Regions from separate parts of the Mus musculus genome. Here region 2 is linked to region 1. Evidence: chromatin loops called from intact Hi-C (ENCODE). Cell type or tissue: left cerebral cortex. All regions are shown on one strand. Links, peaks and the distances in the headings refer to the core of each region. The heading gives the core; the rest is flanking DNA.

The links. A loop is a pair of places that touch in the nucleus more often than their neighbours do. Peaks named below come from ENCODE experiments on the same cell type or tissue, not always from the same donor. Only the 100,000 strongest peaks of a DNase experiment are listed, where the experiment ranks them.
Region 2: it touches region 1 in a loop (4-fold over the local background); 1 of 42 quality-filtered maps calls a loop at or near these places.

Annotation. Positions count from the first base shown.
Region 1 is chr17:47,034,053-47,043,752 of GRCm38, reverse strand. It overlaps the pseudogene Gm4945. Among named protein-coding and RNA genes, the nearest start is that of Ubr2, 28 kb to the right of the region's middle. In left cerebral cortex, for the core only: a CTCF peak has its summit at 4,707 (motif pointing left); DNase peaks (open chromatin) are centred at 4,134 and 4,668; H3K4me3 peaks cover 469 bases; H3K27ac peaks cover 1,032 bases.
Region 2 is chr17:47,289,425-47,299,124 of GRCm38, reverse strand. The region is part of intron 2 of Trerf1 (transcriptional regulating factor 1); the gene reads right to left. Among named protein-coding and RNA genes, the nearest start is that of Trerf1, 64 kb to the right of the region's middle. In left cerebral cortex, for the core only: a CTCF peak has its summit at 980 (motif pointing left); DNase peaks (open chromatin) are centred at 2,205, 3,477, 4,622 and 5,011; H3K27ac peaks cover 492 bases.

The DNA.
Region 1 (9,700 bases), core at 518-8,517:
CAGACAGGAAGGAGGGGGTACCTAAGAGCAGTGCAGGGAGAGAGGCGGAGTTGAATGCAGCTGAGCTTGGTTAAGTTCATGCGGTTCCATTCAGTTCTGTTCAGCCGGGGCTGTCGGTGCGGTTCAGTTCATGGCGTTCAGAGGCAGTCCTTCCAAGCAGAGCAATTCAGTCAGAAGCCGAGAGAAGCCAATTCAAACCAGTCAGCTTGGAGAACAGCTTGAGCCAGAACAGCTGAGTCAAACCAGCCACCCAGAGTTCAGAAAGAACTAGAGAGAGTGAGTTTGTTCAGCAGTAAGTCTCAGAGGCTGAAACATTCTCAGCCTAGGTTAGCAGACAGAGGCTGGAAGCTGAAACCTTCAAGGTCCAGGCTTGCAGGGGATTAGATTTTTGGAGGCTAGCAGCTTCCAGGCCTAGGGATAGTTAGATAGAATGCTCTGGGCTCAGCCCAAGATTTGTATCTGCACAGCTTGGGGACGGCTTTTGTCTCATCCCATCCTCTGAGGAAATAAAAGCATCATTTGCTTATTAGATTTCCAAAGAATGAACAAACTTCTTTAAAAAGAATGTAGGCGGAACCTTTTTTCTCCGCCAGCAGTGAGGGAAGCTTTTACGTTAGACCTTCCAGTGGCGTCGGTCCTATTTCCCATGCTGCACTGTGGGCCTTTCTCTTTCGCTTCCGGTCTCAGGCGCTGCGGGAGCCGTGGGTTACCACATGGCCAAGTCCAAGAACCACACCACACACAACCAGTCCTGCAAATGGCACAGAAATGGCATCAAGAAACCCCCGTCGCAAAGCTACGAATCTCTTAAGGGGGTTGACCCCAAGTTCCTGAGGAACATGCGCCCTGCCAAGAAGCACAACAAGAAAGGCCTGAAGAAGATGCAGGCCAACAATGCAAAGGCAGCGAGTGCGCGTGTAGAGGCCATCAAGCCCAAGATGCCAAAAGGACCCAAACTCAAGCGGCTGTCTTTCATCGCTCACCCTAAGCTTGGGAAGCGGATTCGAAGCTGCATGGCCAAGGGTCAGAGGCTCTGCCAACCGAAGCCTAATGTCCAAACCAAGGCAGGGGCCAAAGCTCCAGCTAAGGCCCAGGCTTCAGCTCCAGCCCAGGCTTCCAAAGGTGCTCAGGCCCCCAAAGGTACCCAGGCCCCTGTGAAGGCCCCATAGAAAAGGCTCCTACCAGTGTGAAGACAGACGGACTGCTGTGACACACTTCCCCACACACTATTTGCAGATGACCAGTGTCCTATGCTGTTCTTACAAATAAACTCAGGCAAGATCTGTAAAAAAAAAAAAAAAAAAAAAAAAAAACGTAGACATCAATGAAACTATTCAGTCAGAGGATGCTGTTAAACCTCCCCACGATGTCAAGCTTCTACCAATGCCTGCTAGGCATCAGACGAAAACTTTTAACGTGAGATATGAACATCAGAATTGCCAACAGGGAGCCAATAAGAGCATGAAGGACTCATATAATGCAGGATGGACAGGGGAAAAAAAACTAGAAGAAATGAAGCAAAAACACTGGTTCAGATTCCCCAGAGAAAAGTGTAAAAGTATCTCTTACTCTCTTGTAGTGATTGTCACCTCGGAGGCTTACTGCCTCCGTCTGCTAACCTAGGCCTAGTCCTAGAAGCTTCCAGGCTCCGTACAATCTAATCTAGGCCCACAATGTTTTCAGCCTCTGAGACTTACTGTTGAATAAGCTCACCCTTTCTGGTTCTGATCTCTAGTTGATGGGTTCAACTCGGTTGTTCCAGCTCAAACTCCTCTCCAGGCTGGCTTCTCTTTCTCAGCCTCTACAGAATTGTTCCACTTGGCCTCAAACTATCTCTAGCAATCTTTTCTAATCTTCTGACTCCTTCTCATTCTCGGGCTCCTTCTGTCTTTACCCGTGTCTAGCTTGTTCTCTTCAATCTGTCTCTGTAAAACTCTCCCAGTAAAACTGCCTCCTCCTCCCTCTCTGAGCTGCTCCACTCTCCCTCTGAACTCTACTGCACTGTTCTCCAGGAACTCTACTGAGTTCTTCCTGTGTTGTTTGTCTCTCCCTTAAGTAGCTATCCTTTTCTCTCTCTCTCTCTCTCTCTCTCTCTCTCTCTCTCTCTCTCTCTCTCTCTCTCTCTTTCTCATGAGAGTTGGGCAGATCCTATTCTGTCATCTCTTTCTCTGATTCATCACTCTGCCTCTCAATCCTCAACCACACATCACTTTCAAACATGGGTGCTTCCTTCTACAAACTAACTTCACCGTCATTGTTTGGGATTAAAGGTGTGTGCTAAGGCTGAGCCACACCACAACTAGAAACAGATTCAAATATCCTGTAACAAAAAAGGAAGAATATGATCTAGTTACCCCCTTGTATGTGTGCGTGTGTGTTCTCATGCGTGCAGATTTTGGTCTCGGGAATTGAACAAGCACCCTTACCAGCTGAGCCATCTTGCTAACCCTGGGTGGGTGGGTAGGCTAGAGTGTAGAATTATCACCAGGGCCTTGACTTGTGCAGTTTTGGAAGCTGAAAGATCTTCAGATACATGCTGAAGACCCGAGAACCAGGCACGCTGATGGCTACCGGACCCTTTCCAAGTCCAGAAGCAGTGAAGGCGGGTGTCACAGCTCAAGGTTGCTCAGACATTTTGTCTGTCAGGCAAGAGATGGGTTTCAAGTGCCTTGCCCACAACAGTGAAGGTGAATTGTATTGTATTACTCCCACCTTGTCTGCAGGAGACCCTGAGGGATGCCTGATGTCCTAGATAGTACCACGTGTTATTACACTTTTTTCTGTCTACTCAGACTGATAATAATGTGTAATTTACAAATTAGGCTTGTCGTGAGTTTGACAATTAACATTACAAATGGAGACTGGAGAGAGGGCTCAGCAGCAGTTATGAGCTCTCACAGAAGACCTGGGATAGGTTCCCAGCTCCTACATGACAGGTCACAGGTTGTGACCACCTCTAGTTCCAGGGGACCTGCTGCCTTCTTCTGGGCTCCGAGGACTTGTTAGGACACTAGGCACACACAGAGCACATATGCACACATGAAGCGAACACTCATACATACAAAATAAAAATAAATAACCATGAAAGAAAGAAAACTTAAAATCCAGAGAAGTTAGGTTACTCTCCCAAAGTCAGTTAGCTAGCCAATAGGGAAACCAGGTTTAGAATACACAAATACTTATGTATGTTCACGGATGGTGGATGGGATAACACACCCCAAACCCTTCACGGTGGCTATGTCTGCCAAATGATGCTGAAGCTCTTAGGCAGTGGCTCTCACCCTTCCTAATGCTGTGACCCTTTAATACAGTGCCACACGTTGTGGCAATCCCAACCATAACATCATTTTTCTTGCTACTTCATGACTGTAATCCTGCTAAAGTCATGAGTTGTGATGTAAACATCTGACATGCAAGATATCTGATTTGCAGGACAGCTGATCTGTGAACCCTTGAAAGGGCTGTTTGTTCCCCCAAAATGGGTCATGACCCACAGGTTGAGAACCCACTGGGCTAAATTTAAAAAAAAAAAAACAAAAAACAAACAAAAAAAACTTTTCTCTTCCACTTTGTATACCAAATGAAATATAGGACTTTTATTTATATCTTAACTTCTTTCTCTCCCCCAGCCCCACCCCCTGGGCTAAGACAGAGTCTCACTGGCTATTCTGGCTGACTGGAACTCACTGTGCAAACTAGGCTGGCCTCAAACTCAGAAAGTTCTGCCTGATTCCAGAACATTCCAGGCATCACACCCTGCACATTTGAATTTCAACAGGAGACCAGATTTGCTCTTAGTGTTTACTGAGAATTTAAAAATTAAGGAAGATTAGGAATAGTGGTGCACACTTTTCATCCCAGGGCTTGGAAGACAGGGGCAGGTGGATCTCTGCACATTCCAGGCTAGCCTGGTCTACATAGGGAATTTCAGTGAGACCCTGTCTCAAGCAAGTAAAATGAAATGAAATGTTTGAGTTCGGTGTCTGAAATTCACAGTTAACTGAGTGTACATATTTGTATTTGCTAAGTCAGACAGCCCAGTCTTAGTTTGTCTTCTGTTGGCAGGGCCGGCAATTCCTTGGTTCCTCCACAATGAAATACCAATTCTCCAGGAATTCTGCCACCATCTGATAAGACTGATTCAGACATTCAAGTTACTCTAAGCTGTGGTGACATATTAACTAGGGGTAATTCAACGGCTATGCCTGAACCTCTGTCTTTGCTTTATTTTGTGTTTCATTTTATTGAATGAAAAAGAAGCTCTGTCAACTGGAAGAAATTTCAGGCGAGATCAAATTTCAGTTTGTCTCAGACTGGTCCTCCGAAGAATTCACCCTGTGCCACGCAGAGCTTCTTGTTCTCAAGTCCCTACTACTAAAAAGTAGGCATGGATCTTAACTGGCATTCTGGCTGCTGGCGTGGCACCATGGCTGGTTGCTAGAAGGGCATCCCAATATACATAGCTCGGGAGGAGAAGGACTTGATTTCCGCTTGAAGATGTCATTTTGAATTTCACTTTCTAGCTGCTTATGAAACCTAAAATAACAAAGCGACACAGAGTACTTCTGGGCTCCCAGCTGTGCCACCAGTCACAATTTTAAACAAACGCAAGCTCCATTGTTAAAGAGAGACTGCAGGCATAAGAAAGCCCAGCCCCACCGAGAAAGGCGAGCCTGAGAGGATGCCAGCCCTGGACAGGAGCGCCCCCTGCAGGCTCCCAGCAGTATCGCGGAGGAAACGGATCTGAAGAAGGCTCCAAGGTCATTTCAAACACAGTCCTAGAGAGTAGTTAGTTGTCTCTGCCTGAAGGGCCACTTGAGAGGAGGGTGAGGGTGTCCTTGCAATGAGCAGAATCAAAGGCAGAGGACCTAGTGACTTGAACTCGTACTCTACAGGGAATGCAGGACCTTCTGCTTGTGTTCAAGTCCCTGGGCAGGGTCGATGTTTGGTCCACTGACAGAATCGATATGAATGGTGAAGAATCCTGAAGTCTGGGTTAGGAATGTCATGGTACAAAGCTGTACTTGTTCTGCAGGATGATAGACAGGTGGACATGCACAGAGTAAGGGGAGGGAGAACCCTATCTCGGGATGAGTCCAAAGTGCTTCTTTCAACATCATCCCACACTTAAGATGCCAGGGATGGATCCAGGACCCTATGTTGGCTAGGCAGGCTTGTTATCAACTGACCTACATCCCTGCTGGTTCCCACACGCTGCTTTCTTTTTAAATATTTGTTTACTGCATGTTCAAGAATGTGTGAATGTGGGTACACACAGGTCACAGGGAGTGTGCACAGGTCAAAGGGAAGTTCTCAGACCTCTCCAGCTACCTTGAGGAATATAGGAATAAACTCAAATCATCAGGCATATACAAACATTTTGGCATATTTTTTTCAACCTACTTTAGTAAGGGTCCAACCTCCCCACTAGTCCACCACCCATCAGAGGTAGTGGGAAAGAAAGGTTATTAGGATATGGGGGAAGTGTACCTGTTTAGAAATAGTTCTTTGGAGCGACCCCAGTCTTTGTTGCTCTCAGTCCAGTCCACTAGCAAACACCAAACATGAACCAGCAGCTGCCGTCCAGTCCGCTCGGCAGACACCACACAGGAATCAGCAAGGGCAATTCAATTCAGAAGAAACCTTGCAGCTCACCAAGCAGTCCGAGTCTGCAGAAGCTGCAAAATCCGCAGGAACCTCACCATAAGTTCTTTGGTGAGGTTCTCTCTATGGAATCGCCACAAGCAAAGCTTGGCAATGCAATGTAAGGCAAACCAATCCATGCAGGTCGTCAGTGAAGAGCAGCAAGGCAGAGCAAAGCGAACCAATGCTTGAGCTCCCAATGTCTGGGGGTCATATTTATATTCCTTCTGAACATCATGTGTCTTTTCTTGTGTTTGCTATAGCAAAACATCCTTACGCCCTTGTCTGCTTCAGAAAAACATTCCTTCACATGCCTACTTTAACAAAATATCCTTTCACCTGTGTGCCCAGCAAAATATCATTTGACATAACTTACTTTCCAAAGAAACCAGAAGTTTCTATTCACAAACACACTTGCTCAGCCAACCCTGCTAGTCCTCCACATTCACTCAATGGCACTGGTCTGACAGAATCCCCTATTCCTGTCTCTGCGAATTATGGTTTCACTGGTGGCTAATAGGTAGATTGTATTTTACTGCTGTCCAATTTGTAGCTACAATAACTTAAGGATAGATTTATGGGGGCTGGAGATATGTCTCAATGGTTAAGAGCACTGGCTGTTCTTCCAGAGGACCTGGGTTCAATTCCCAGCACCCACATGACAGCTCACAACTGTCTGTAACTCAAAATCCAGGGCTCCTGACACTCTCATGCAGACATGCATGTAGCAAAACATCAATGAACATAGAATAAAATTAGACATATACATATATATGTGTGCCCTAACATTTTAGGGCCCTTTCAGGGCTGGGATGGCCCACTATTAAAGCACCCACCAACCAGGTGTAAAGATCTGAGTTTGAATCCCAAGAACTCACAGAGAAGCTGGGGGCAGAGGCACACTGTGTTATCTCAGTTCCCCTACAGAAGGATGAGACTGGGAGACAAGAGAACTCTTAGGGACTCAAGGGCCAGGAAGCTTAGCACACCCATTGTCTAACTTGTCTGATCCAGCCTCAAGCACAACTCACTGAGTAATCTGGAACAAAATGCATGGGTTCACAATTCACAAGAGATCAAAGTAAAAATGGAAACCCCTGTAAAATTGGCAGATAGACACAGACTACTCATCTGGGAATCAAATTATGAAAGAGGGAGGGAAGACAAAGAGGGATTTGGCTAAGTTTCCTCTTACCCGAATGACTGCTCTGATTCTGTTCTCCCACCCCCCTCCTTCCCCTCCCCTTCCACTTCCCTCCATTCCCTCCTCCTCCTCCCTTCTCTTCCCCTCCCCCTTCTCCTGTCCTTTTTTCTTCCCTCACTTCTCCTCCCCCCATCTCTTTGGCAGGGTCTCACATAGCCCAGGCTGACCTCAAACTCTCTGTGAAGCTAAGGCTACCACTGAACTCTTGATCCTCCTGCCTCCACTTCCTGATTTCTAAGGTGACAGGCACACAGTGCCACATCTGGCTTCATCAGGAAGCTTTTCATGATGGCTTCAGCAAACCAAAGCCCAGCCCTCAACAGTGAGGGCTTATCCCTCCACTGAGAAACAGCACAAAGCATTGTGTCAGCTGTGGGTAGACTAAGTACATAAGATTTACAGAGAATATATATACATGTATATGTGTGTGTGTGTGTGTGTGTGTGTGTGTGTGTGTGTGGAGAGAGAGAGAGAGAGAGAGAGAGACTCAGTTCAGCCCTATACTATAGAAAGGTTTGACTACTGTTGCCACTGAAAAAAGTAATTAACGGGTTGAATTAACTGTTAATCATAACTGATAAAGAAAATGTTGGTTTTTGTTTGTTTGTTTGTTTGTTTGTTTAATTTACCAAACCTTGAAGATACATTGGAGTGGAAACTTAAGGGTTCTTTGGAGAGTCAGTCGTGTTGGATGGTATTTTGCTGCGGCAAACACATGAAGGAATGTTTTCCTGAAGTGGACACAGATGAAAAACTAAAGCAGACTCGCGGAGAAGTGTTGCATTGAATCAGACATAGAAAAGGAGATGCTCTGCTAAAGCAAACATGTGACAGGACACGTGATGAAGGATTCGTTACTAACAACATGCATGTCTTGGTCTGCCTTACATTGCGTAGTTGAGCTCCATTTATCCAGACTCCTCTGACTCAGACTGATCGGATGTGCGTGCAAGGCACGTGGAGGACGAGTGATGTTTGGAGGGTATAAACAGGAGTGACAGAGACAGAGTTTGGCTTGCTGGTACAACTAGCTGGGCAATACTTGTGGGTCTCCAGTCTTTGCTGATCTTCATCTTCCTGAGAGAGGCACAGCTGAGAACTTCTCCTGGTGTCCCTCCTGGTCCCTCCTGATGACTCACGCTGAGACTGAGGTTGAGGCCTGGCTGTCTCTGCTAGATCGGGTCACCACTGTTGCTAAACTGACTCTATGGAACTGGATTGCTCGTGTATCTGGGAAGTGTTTGTGATTGGTTTAAGCTGCCTGCTAATCTGTGGACTGAACTGCCAATTTCCAGACAATGCAGGTGGGAGTTGCTCCAAATAACCTTTCTAAACAGATCCACTCTGCACCCCCCACACACACACCCCATCCCTGCCCCATATCCTCTCTATCCTTTCTTTTTCACTACCCCTGGTGGGTTAAAGCATTTGAGAACCATCATTAAAAATAAGATTTTGAGCTGGGCAATGGTGGTGCACGTCTTTAATCCCTGCACTTGGGAGGCAGAGGCAGGCGGATTTCTGAGTTCGGGGCCAGCCTTGTCTACAAGGTGAGTTCTAGGGCAGCCAGGGCTATACAGAGAAACCCTGTCTTGAAAACAAAAAACAAACAAACAAACAAAAATAGGATTTGAAAAAGACTAAAGTTACAATACATTGTCGTGCAGAAACGATCCATTTAGTAGGGGCTGGGGTGATGACTCTGTGATAAAATGCTTGCTCTGCAAATGTGTAAATACTGACTTTACAAACATCCCCTGCACCACACTGGGACCTGTCTGTAATCTCAGCATGGGGCAGGATGGCTAGCTAAGTTAGTGGGATCTGAGAGTTCTGAGTTCTGCTAGTGACTCTGCCTCAGGACATAGAACAGTGAAGGATCAAGGGTGACACTTGGCATCAACCTCTGGTCTCTACACACATGCACACATATACACTCACCCCCAACACACACATGCACATACACACATGAACACTCACCCCACACATACACACATGCACACACACTTCCAACAAACACATGCACATATACACATGCACACTCACACACACATGCACATACACACATGCACACTCACCCCACACATACACATGAACATTCACCCCAACACACACATGCACATACACACATGCACACTCACACATGCACACTCACCCCACACTCACACATGCACATATACAATGCACACTCACCCCCACATAACACATGCACACTCACTTCCAACAAACACATGCACATATACACATGCACACTCACACATACACATATGCACACTCACACATACACATATGCACACTCACCCACACACACACATGCACATACAGACATGCACACTCACCCCCATACACATGCACATACACATATACACATGCACACTCACACACACACACACACACACACACACACACACACACACATGCACATAGACCATGCACATATACATGGAGACAGAAAGAGTGAAAGAAAGGGAAGGAGAGAGGGTGATTCTACTTGGTCCCAGAACCAATGTGTAGAAATTAACCCCCACTAAATCACAACATTGTGAAAACCCAGAATTTTAAGGGTAAAAGCCCAATCTAATTCCTGAGATAGAAAACCGGGTCAGCACAAAACATCAGATTTCAATAGCTGTGGATTTCTTGACAATAGTATGGGAAGCTGTGAGAATCCTGTTTCTGCACACAGCATTTTTGGGAAACTACTGGAATACATACTTTACCAAAATTAGCATAGATCCAATAATAATCACAATATTGGATATAAATAACTAATAAATAGCTCCAACAAAAGGGGGGATTTTATTTTGCTTTGTTTTGTTTCAAGACAGGATTTTTTCAGTGTAGCCTTGGCTG
Region 2 (9,700 bases), core at 977-8,976, 250 kb before region 1:
CGCTTAAGGTGGGGGACCTGGAGTGACAACTGGGGTGGTCTAAGCAATGACCACCAGGTTTATCTGATACAAGTGGAACTTGGGGAAGACAAGCCTTCCTGGGTGACAGCTCCATAGCCTCTGACTCTATGCGGGGTCTCTAAGAGAGACAGTGAGGACTTCTGTGCGAGGCATGCACGTTCCATGGCTGACAGTAACATTCCAGAAAGTGCCACTGCCGCACAAAGCACAGCCCTACTTTATGTTACTTGTTGCTACTAGATCCTGCCAGTCAGAACTACTCTATCTCAGAGAGGAGACATTAACACTCAGGAATGACCTTCCAGTTTTCCTTGATCTTTGTGGTTGGACACAGGACCTCCTGCAACCCAAGCTGGCCTCCAACTCACCACCTAGCCAAGGATGACCTTGATCCTGCATCCACTCTGACAAGGGGGTCTGAGTGCTCCTTAAAGCCCTCAACCGTGCTGCTCTCCATGGTGCTATTAACTCTATCAAGTGCCGGGATGCCAAGTGTGCACCATCACATCTGGTTTTAAGCAGTGCTGGTTAAGTGCCCAGAACTGAGTGATGACCCTAGCCCAGGGCAAGATCTTCTTAAGGTCACTCCGTGGATGTCAAACAGCCAGCCAGCCTCACCCAAAGCTCTGTTGCCAAAGGATGGGGCTTCCACAAATACTCAGCGTGGAGCACTGCTCCACACTGCCGATCTGACCAATCTGAGACTACTTCCCTATTGCTGGATCCTTGGAGTTCTCAACTTTGACCTCCGAAGGGCCAACGGGGAGCTAATTTACACTGAAGTACAGAGATGTCTCGGGATCCAGCTCTCCAGCATGTCGATGTAAATTTGGAAGTGGGAGAAAGAATATGGTGTTATTTTAAGCTTCCTGAGTTGGTAAAGGATGGAGTCTGATACTGCATCCTCAGATCTGGCCCCTTGCCACGAGATACACTTCAGGGGCTCTGACTCCCTCTTCTGGTCTCCCGCAGGCACTGCATGCGCATAAACTCACATATGTAAAATAAGAGGGAACATGGTGTACTTTCCACTAATAATGAATGAATGAATGAATGAATGAATGAATGATGCTTAAAAGGCTAAAAGTCCTTCATCTCGAACATCTCACCATAGGCAGAGAGCCTTCCTCACAAGGTCAGCATCTGGAGTCAGAAGGTCAGGGTTTGAATCCCAACTTTGTACCAGCCAGGTGAGGAAGATCCACAGGTCCACACCGCTTGGCTCGGGGGCATGTGTTTTGCTGTGCGTGGGTAGGTCGGGGGCTGTTTTCCCTTAGGCTCCATCTACTTTGTTCTTTGAGACCTGAGCTACCTGATTTGCCCAGGATATCCCCAGGGAACCCTTCATCTCTACTTTCCCAGCACTGGGATATAAGCCACCATGTCTGGCCTTTTACTTGAGGGTTGGGTCTTGAACTCACATCCTCGCATGACAAACACTTTACTGACTGAGCGTCTCCTCAGCCTCAGAACCCCCTTCTTGATGTTTTTTTTTTCCTCCCCTCATAAAACAATTATTTCTATTTTATGCTCACGCGTGTTTGCTTGCACTGCACACGGGCCTAGAGCCTCTGGAGGCCAGAAGAGGGCATCAGATCTCCCGAAACTGCAATTTCAGGTTGGTTGTGAGTCACCTTGTGGGTGATGAAAACTTTAACCTGGGTCCTTGCACAAGCAGGCAGGGCTCTTAGCTGCTGAGCCACTGCTCTCAATCCTGGTGTCTGCAGAGAGGGACAGGAATGGCTACCCTTTCCAATGCAACTAAGGGCCACACTCCACTGCGGATGGGTACAGCGTTGGATGGGGTGAGCTTTCTGATGTTTAGTTCTAGCATGGATGCAGTTCAGACCTGGCCCAGTGACTCAGCCGTGACTAGTTGGGTTTGGTGATTTGTTTCCTGGGTAACCTTCGGCCTTCCCTTTGTCAGTTAGGAGAGTGAAGTGGATTCAAGAGGAAAGAGAGAAGCCTCGGCAGGCTGCAATCCTCTTCCAGGAAGAACTAATGACCCTGCTTACCCTGCCCCCAGGAAAAGGGTGCTTCCACAGTTACAGATCCAAAACCTCAAGGGAAGAAGGCTCAGGCAGAGCAGTCACCAAAGAGTCTAAAGCTCACACCACCGCCTGGTTTCATAGGCAGCTGCCTGGGGTTCCTGCTGACACACGTGTGCATGTGTATGCAAGTGTGTAGGTGGAGCAGAATGTGGCTACGGGCCAGGCCAGACTCTCTAACCAGGTATTAGTGGTAACAAAGGTGTGTCAGAACCCAGGCCAGATGCTGTTTAGGCCACGCCCATCTGCAGCTGTAACATTCTCCTAACTGTGTACAGGCCTCAGGCCACCAGACTCCAGGCTTCCAGGGGGCTACTGGTGACACATCCATATGATGTAACTAAAGGGTCCCTCTTCCCCATTTCCCTACATTCTTGAAGTTACATGTGCCTCCTGTGAAGCACAGCTGGCTCCTTTCCCTTCCCCAGGACCCTGGACTCCAAGACTGCCTGACTACAAAAGCTCCAACTCCAAACCTGAGACTCTTCAAGATGCGACTCTGTTCTCTGGGGTCCAGGAAAAGAAAATCATGGTGTCATTGCCAGATGACACACAGCAATGTCTGTAGGATGCTAAGGCAGGAGGATTTCATATTCAAAGCCTCTCTGTACTAATGTATATATATATATATATGCACATCTATATATCTATATATCTATATAGATATAGATATAGATAGATAGATATATCAATCAGTGTTAGGGGCATACTAGAGGCTCTTCCAGAGGCCCAGGGTCCAATTCAGCTTACAACCAACTATAGTTCCAAGAGATCATATTCCCTCTTCTGGCCTCCACAGTCACTGTATACATATTACGCATAAACATACAGGCAGACAAAAACACTCATACATGTAAAATTATTTTTAAAATTTAAAACAACAAAAAATATAATAATATCTATTAATGAGAAGCCGAAGAGCATGCAGCCAGGCACCGGGAGTGATCCCAGCCTACCCATGTTCCCTGCCTGTCATTTCCTGTGTCCAGAAGGCCACACTCTCAGGAAACTGGCAGCACGGTCACCATTGCATTATTTTGGGTTACAACTTTTCCTCCCACTGAATGATGGTCACTCTGAGGAACTAGGCACATGCCGTCTAGCCGGACTATCCCGGAGATGAGGGCCGGAAGTGGCCTCAGCTCCCATTCATCTGCTCTGACGGACTTTCCCCGCTACCAGGGAATGCCTTCAGACCTCATAGCAGCCTCTGAGACGTCAGAATGAGCTCTCTAAAAACAACACAAGGGACACGGACAACCACAATTTCTATGGATGCAAACTCATTCCAAGTTGAGTGACGGGAGCCCCAGGGAGGCAGAAGTCCAGAGGTCCAAGCACGTGAATCTCCATGGAGTCCCGTGGAGGCGGGAGAACACAAACTCCCATTTATTTCTGTGTCATCACTGTGTCTTGCTGCCTCTGACTAGCCCTCACGTGGCCATCCCTTCCTCTCCTCTTGGTCTTCTGGATTCCAACCGAGTCTCCCCCCTGTGTCTGCTGGATTCCAGGCTCACAGACTACTGTAAATAATATTTAATATCTCCTCGTCACCGGAAATTTAAACAGTCTCAGATAGGGCTCCTTTAAGCCCACTTCCCCTACCCTACTCCCCACCCCCATCCAGCTGCCGAAGATTCAGGAAATGCAAACCTCACAAAAAGATAAGCTGGACCAAACAGAGAAGGGCCAGCTCTGGGACCCTGTTGGGCAAGTGACTTCCTGTCCTATACCCCAGGCTCTGCTTCTGCAGAACACAGGACCCTGAGCTTCAAGAGGGAACTCAGTGTGAGGAGTTTCTCTAGGTGCTCCCCGGGACACCCCAAAAATCCTGGACCAGGGCTTGAAACAGTAGATCCTCCTCCACACTGGTATCTTAGAGGGTCCCCAAAGAGCAGCCCATTGTGGGGAGGAAGGCTGAGGAGAAGGCTCAGCAGTTAAAAGCACTTGGCTGCTCTTCCAGACAACCTGGGTTTGGTTTCCAGCACGCACATGATGGTTCAAATGACCTGTAACTCCAGTCCAGGGTCCTAACCCCGTCTCTTCTGGCCTCCTTGGACACTGTACCCAACGCTGGGCAGTGGAGACAGGGAGGATTCCTGGAGTTCACTGGCCTAATCTGGGAGTTCCAGGCCAAGGGGCGGTTGTCATAAAAGACAAGGAAGACACTTGAGATTGTCCGTTGGCTTCCACATGCACAAGCACACGTGCGCGCACACACAAATGCACACAGGCATGCACACATGCACACACATGTAAAAAATACATAGCTGACCATGGTGGCTGACAGGGGAGGAGCATCTTGGGCTCAAGGCCAGTTTCGGCTACAGAGTTTGAGAGACCCTGCCTCAAATGTCCACACGCAAACAAGTAAACACAGAAATCAGAACATATCAGAATGGCGCACGTGTTACGACCAGTGCAGGTCAGGGACTTAAGGTAGTTTTAGGAGCAAGACATTCACTCTGTCATCATGCTGTGCTGATGGCCAGTCTCCAGAGGAGCACTTAAAGACTCACTTGAGAGCATGTTTCTGTCAGCTATTATGTAACCCTGACAGCACAGGGGCCCTCAGCCCGGGACACCTCCTGGCTTTATACCCAGTGCCTCTGGCACCCCAGGCTCCTCAGACAGTCCTGGATGCGCTGCACCCTGCTTCCTGGTTCTGGAATTATCTCCATGGGTGTATCCAGGACAAGCCCTTGCTTCAACCAGGGCTCAGCTGCCTCGGGGAATTCACCAGTGGGAAATAGTTAAATAGTTAATCTCATTGAGCTCGCCCTGGGCCAAGCCAGCTGGATGGAAGGATCAGTCTGGCCTCAGAGCCCTGAGTAAGTAGAGGTAAGGAGGGGCAGGAAGGGTGACTCACCCAGCAGAGAGGCTGTTAATAGACTCTGAGGTTTACTGGTGGGGTTGGGCCTCTAGCCCCAGGCGTATGGGCCTAGCCACTCATTTGATTGAGAACATCAGGACACCTTCTCCTAACTGTATGGGAAGAGAAAAACCTTTCCCTAATCCCATCCACCCCCTTACCCAGGTTGCCTAGCAACCCCCTCCCTCCCCAAACAACCAAGCAACACGAGGTAGTTTGAATAGAGTTTGGTCCTTACAGTTTTAGAGAAAGATGCCAATTCCTGAGCTTGGTGACCCAGGTTCTGGGAAAACTTAAGGCAGAAGCACACAAGTTGATGATGTTTGTGGATGGCTAGACGACTCAGGAGCCTGGGGGCACACAGTAGGACTTCATAGGACTTTGGATATGCTAACAGCTGGCGGAACCTTCGGGAGGGGCCATGGAGGCCATCTGTGGGCCTGGAAGCCACTAGCTGGCACTTACTGCCTATGAGAACAGTTACTGGTCTCTAAGACTAGACCCCACCATTTCTACAGCCAAACGTTGTAGAACCCAAACTCCCTCTGCTGCCATCTCACCTACTGGAGCCACTGACTCAATGCAAGTCTTCCTCCTCCAGGAAGCCTTCCCTGACCCCTCACAGGCACAGCACTCTCTCCCTCAGCTTCCTTTCTAAGTGAAGATATTTGGTTCTTTAGGCAACTCTTTGGCTATGCCTTTTTGATGCTACACGTTCACCACACAGAGCCCAGAGTCACTAAAAGTAGCAGTCCCTGAGGCAAAAGTGGGTACCTGATCGATATCAAATCAGGAAGTGGCCTGAGATAAACCTGGTAGTGCAGAAAACCACCAAGCAGAGGCGAAGACAGCTGAAGGCGGGGGCGGGAAGATGGCTTGGTGGGTAAAGGTGTCTGCCACATAAATCCGGCAACTTCAGCTTGATTCCCTGGAGACCATGTAACAGTGGAAGGGAGTCCAAAGAGCTGACCTCTGACCCTGCGCTCCTGCTATGGCACGCCCATCACCCCATGCGTAATTGGTGCACACACAGAATGGAGGTGAATGGATGTTGAAGATCCTTCTTCCCTGGCCAGAGGACCATGGTTATGGGCAGCCAGACCGCCCTTCATAAGGCTCCATAAGGGAACAGACCACAGCGAGAGGCTCCAGCACCTCTCGTGGCACATCACAGAACAGGACACAGGAGTGTGTATGGAGGATGGGATATTTCAGGCTCTTTTCAAGAACCCAAGGCTGATACCTGCTGCAAGCAATGGCTAGCCATGAGCTGTGTCTTGCCTCTGATCGTTTGATATTTATTTATTGATTGATTGAGAAAAGATGTCACTCTGTAGACCGGCCTGGCCTGAAATACTATCTGTAGCCCAGGCTGCCCTCAAACTCATAGTGATCTTTCTGCATCAGCTTTCCGAGTGTTAGGATAATATGTGTGAACGACCATGTCCAGCTATTTGGGTTTGAAATGGGTTCCACAGACAGGCCCTGAATTTCTAATCTGAAATGATCTTCCTGCTTCTGCCACCAAATGGCTGGGTCCACAAGAGTATAGTTGTACCCATTTTAGTTTGTTTGTTCCTTCCTCTATCTATCTATCTATCTATCTATCTATCTATCTATCTATCTATCTATCTATCTATCATGCTCCAGTTCAGACACTGTAATCAGTATCGAGGCTGGGATTCCTTCACACCAGATTCCCACCTCCACTTGTGTTCCATAAACCAGCTCTGTCCACTTCAAAGCACCACTGAACAAAAGCGCTGGCTACAAAGGGTTCTGGTCTCACAGCATCCGGTTGAGAACTGCTCTCCTTAGCTCTCACTGCCAACCCTACACAGCCTAGAGTCAGCTGAGGAGAAAGCCTCTAGCCAAGAACTGCCTACATCAGATTGGCCTGGAATCCTGTCTGTGGGGAATTATCTGGATCATCAGTTGATGTTGGAGGGTCCAACCCACGGTGGGTGCCACCATTCCCTGGGCTGTTGGTCCAGGGTTGTGTAAGAAAGCATCTAGCTACGCATGGTGTATGAGTGAGCCAGCACACAGTGTTCTAGCTTCAAGCTCTTGCTTGAGTTCTTGCCTTGATTTTCCTTAATGGTGGACTGTAACCTGTAAGCTGAAATAAACCTTCTTATCCCCTAAATTGCTTTTGGTCAGACAGCTTTGTCAAGTGCTTACAATGACATCCAGGACCTGGGTTACAAGCTCTCCACAATTCACCCCAGTCCCGGAACAGCTCTGTCTGCTGTCCTGAGGGGACAAGAAATGCTGTAGCTGGGTCACACTTAACTTTTTCTCCTGCCCCACAGGCATCTCACATCCAACCCAGATGCTCTACAGCTGTCCTCCACCCAACCCAGGTGCTCTACAATTGTCCTCCACCCAACCCAGGTGCTCCACAGTTGTCCTCCACCCAACCCAGGTGCTTCACAGCTGTCCTCCACCCAACCTAGGTGCTCCACAGCTGTCCTCCAACCAACCCAGATGCTCCACAGCTGTCCTCCACCCAACCTGGGTGCTCCATAGTCATCCCCCCACCTGACCTAAGTGCTCCACAGCTGTCCTCCACCCAACCCAGGTGCTCCACAGCTGTCCTCCACAAAGGGCTAACCAGAGGGAAACAGAAAGAGCCACAGCAGAAAGGACGGGGTAGCTGTGTTAGAAGCTACACAGGAAAAGGGCAAAAGTGAGGAAGAGCAAGTCAGGGTCTAACAGAGATGCACTGGGCACCTGACTCTGGGAACAAAGCAGGAAGGTTTGCTGGTGACCACTGAAGAATCGGGCCACCGAATACGCAGAGCCCACTTCCTGTCTCATGAGAGATAAAACAATAAGCTCGAACAACTCTCACAAAGCCACCATCCTGCTACTTAAAGCACCCAGACACCAACGGATATTCTTTGTGAATATCATTGTCCGAATTGGTCACTGGTGGTCTTGGGGACAGGGAAGGTGGGGTAAAAGAGACTGGAGTGGGACATAATCCTCTCTAGTCCTCTCAGACTAGGGTGTCATAGTGGCTTCTCTGGGCCTTGGTTCATTCTTCTGTGAAAAGTTAGAAGTTTCTGCTCAAAAATACTCTTATGGTACGTGGGGGACTTTCTGGCGGGATAGAACAGCAGACGTTCTGCTCGTCACGTCTCTCATCCGAAGACTAACCAGGCCTGCCCCTGCTTAGCTTCTGAGATGAGACAAGATCAGGTGCATTCCGGTGTGATGGCTATAGACTCTACTCAACATTTCTAATTGAGACAATTAAGGCACACAGGCCATTACCTCGAGTTAATGGGTATCTCTGAGTTTAAGGCTAGCCAACACTACACAGTGAGACCCTGTCTAAAACAAGAACAGTCAGTGCCAGAGGTCTGGGTGCACCTTTCAAAACAAAACAAGATAAAGCACTTCCCACACCCTGGTCCCCAACCTTGACTGTTAAACTGATAGGGTTTAGAATGACCATGGAAACAACCCCCTGGGCTGTCTGTGAGGGATTATGTAGATTAGGCTAATTGAGGTGGGAAAATCCAGTTTAAATGTATAAGCATGGGTGGTATCAGCCCCTGGGCTGGAGTCCTGGCCATCAGCACTCAATCCTCTGCTTTCTGACTTTGGGTCACTGTGACCATTTGCTTCAGTCTCATGGACCCTGACTTCTGCCATGATGGGCTTTTCAAACTGTGAGCCAAAACGAAACCCCGAACCTGCTTTTGTCAGATATTTTGTTATGACCACAAGAAAAGTAATTGATAATACAAACCAACAAAAAAAAAAAAAGTTAAAACCTTTAAACAGACATACACAAAATCCCAAAGAGTTGTCACCTACAAACTTCACAAATCAGGGAGCTGAGAAATGATTCCAGATTTGAGAAAAGAATAATCCCCAAGTCTGAGAAAAGAAAAATGAACAGACATGAGAGAGAAAAATCTGTATCAAGACTATAAAAGAGTGTCTGATTTTAGGGAAAACATAGAATCAAGGAAAAACACAAGAAAACTATAGTATGTGAGCTGGGAGAGGTAACAAGGACTATTAAGTCAGTCTGTGATTCTGTCGTGTTTGGGAGGAGAGAAACATTTAATTTTAGACTTTAATATAACTGTTAAAATATTCAGAGTAACCACTGAAAACAGGCCCAGAATACATAGATTTTAATTAAATTTATTTAATTAAAATATTAAGATTGAGAGTGGAACAAAGGGGGAGACCATTTCAGAGTGCAGAACAGAAAAGTCACGACCATGTTCACAGGGCACAGTGACCGCAACCCACCAATAAGCTATGTCAGTAAATCTTTTTTTTTTCTTTTTTCCTAATGGCTTTTAAGAGTCAGAATCTCAAATCAGTATCTCAGCAGGCCTTGAACTCAGAATCCTCCTGCTTCAGCTTCCCAGTGTTTGGATGACAGAATTGTACTAATCTACCCAGCAAGATAGACACTGACCAAAGAGAGTGGTGCTTTAAAATAAAGTAAAAATGTCGGCATTGTGAGGAGCGATTGAGGAACCTAATGAGAGATTTTAACACATTTTCCTCTCTCTTTTCAGGAGTTTGTACAAGTGCCGGGGATTGACCCTGGCGCTTCATGCTTGTCAGACCAGAGAACTCCACTGAGCCGGGTTCCAGCTCACATCTTTCCCAATAACGAACAAATTCACCATCCAGAACCAGAAAAGATAAAGTCCAGATGACCTGAGTAGTACAGAGGACCATCACACCTTGTGTGGCAATGCACGCCCTTAGTCCCAGCATTCAG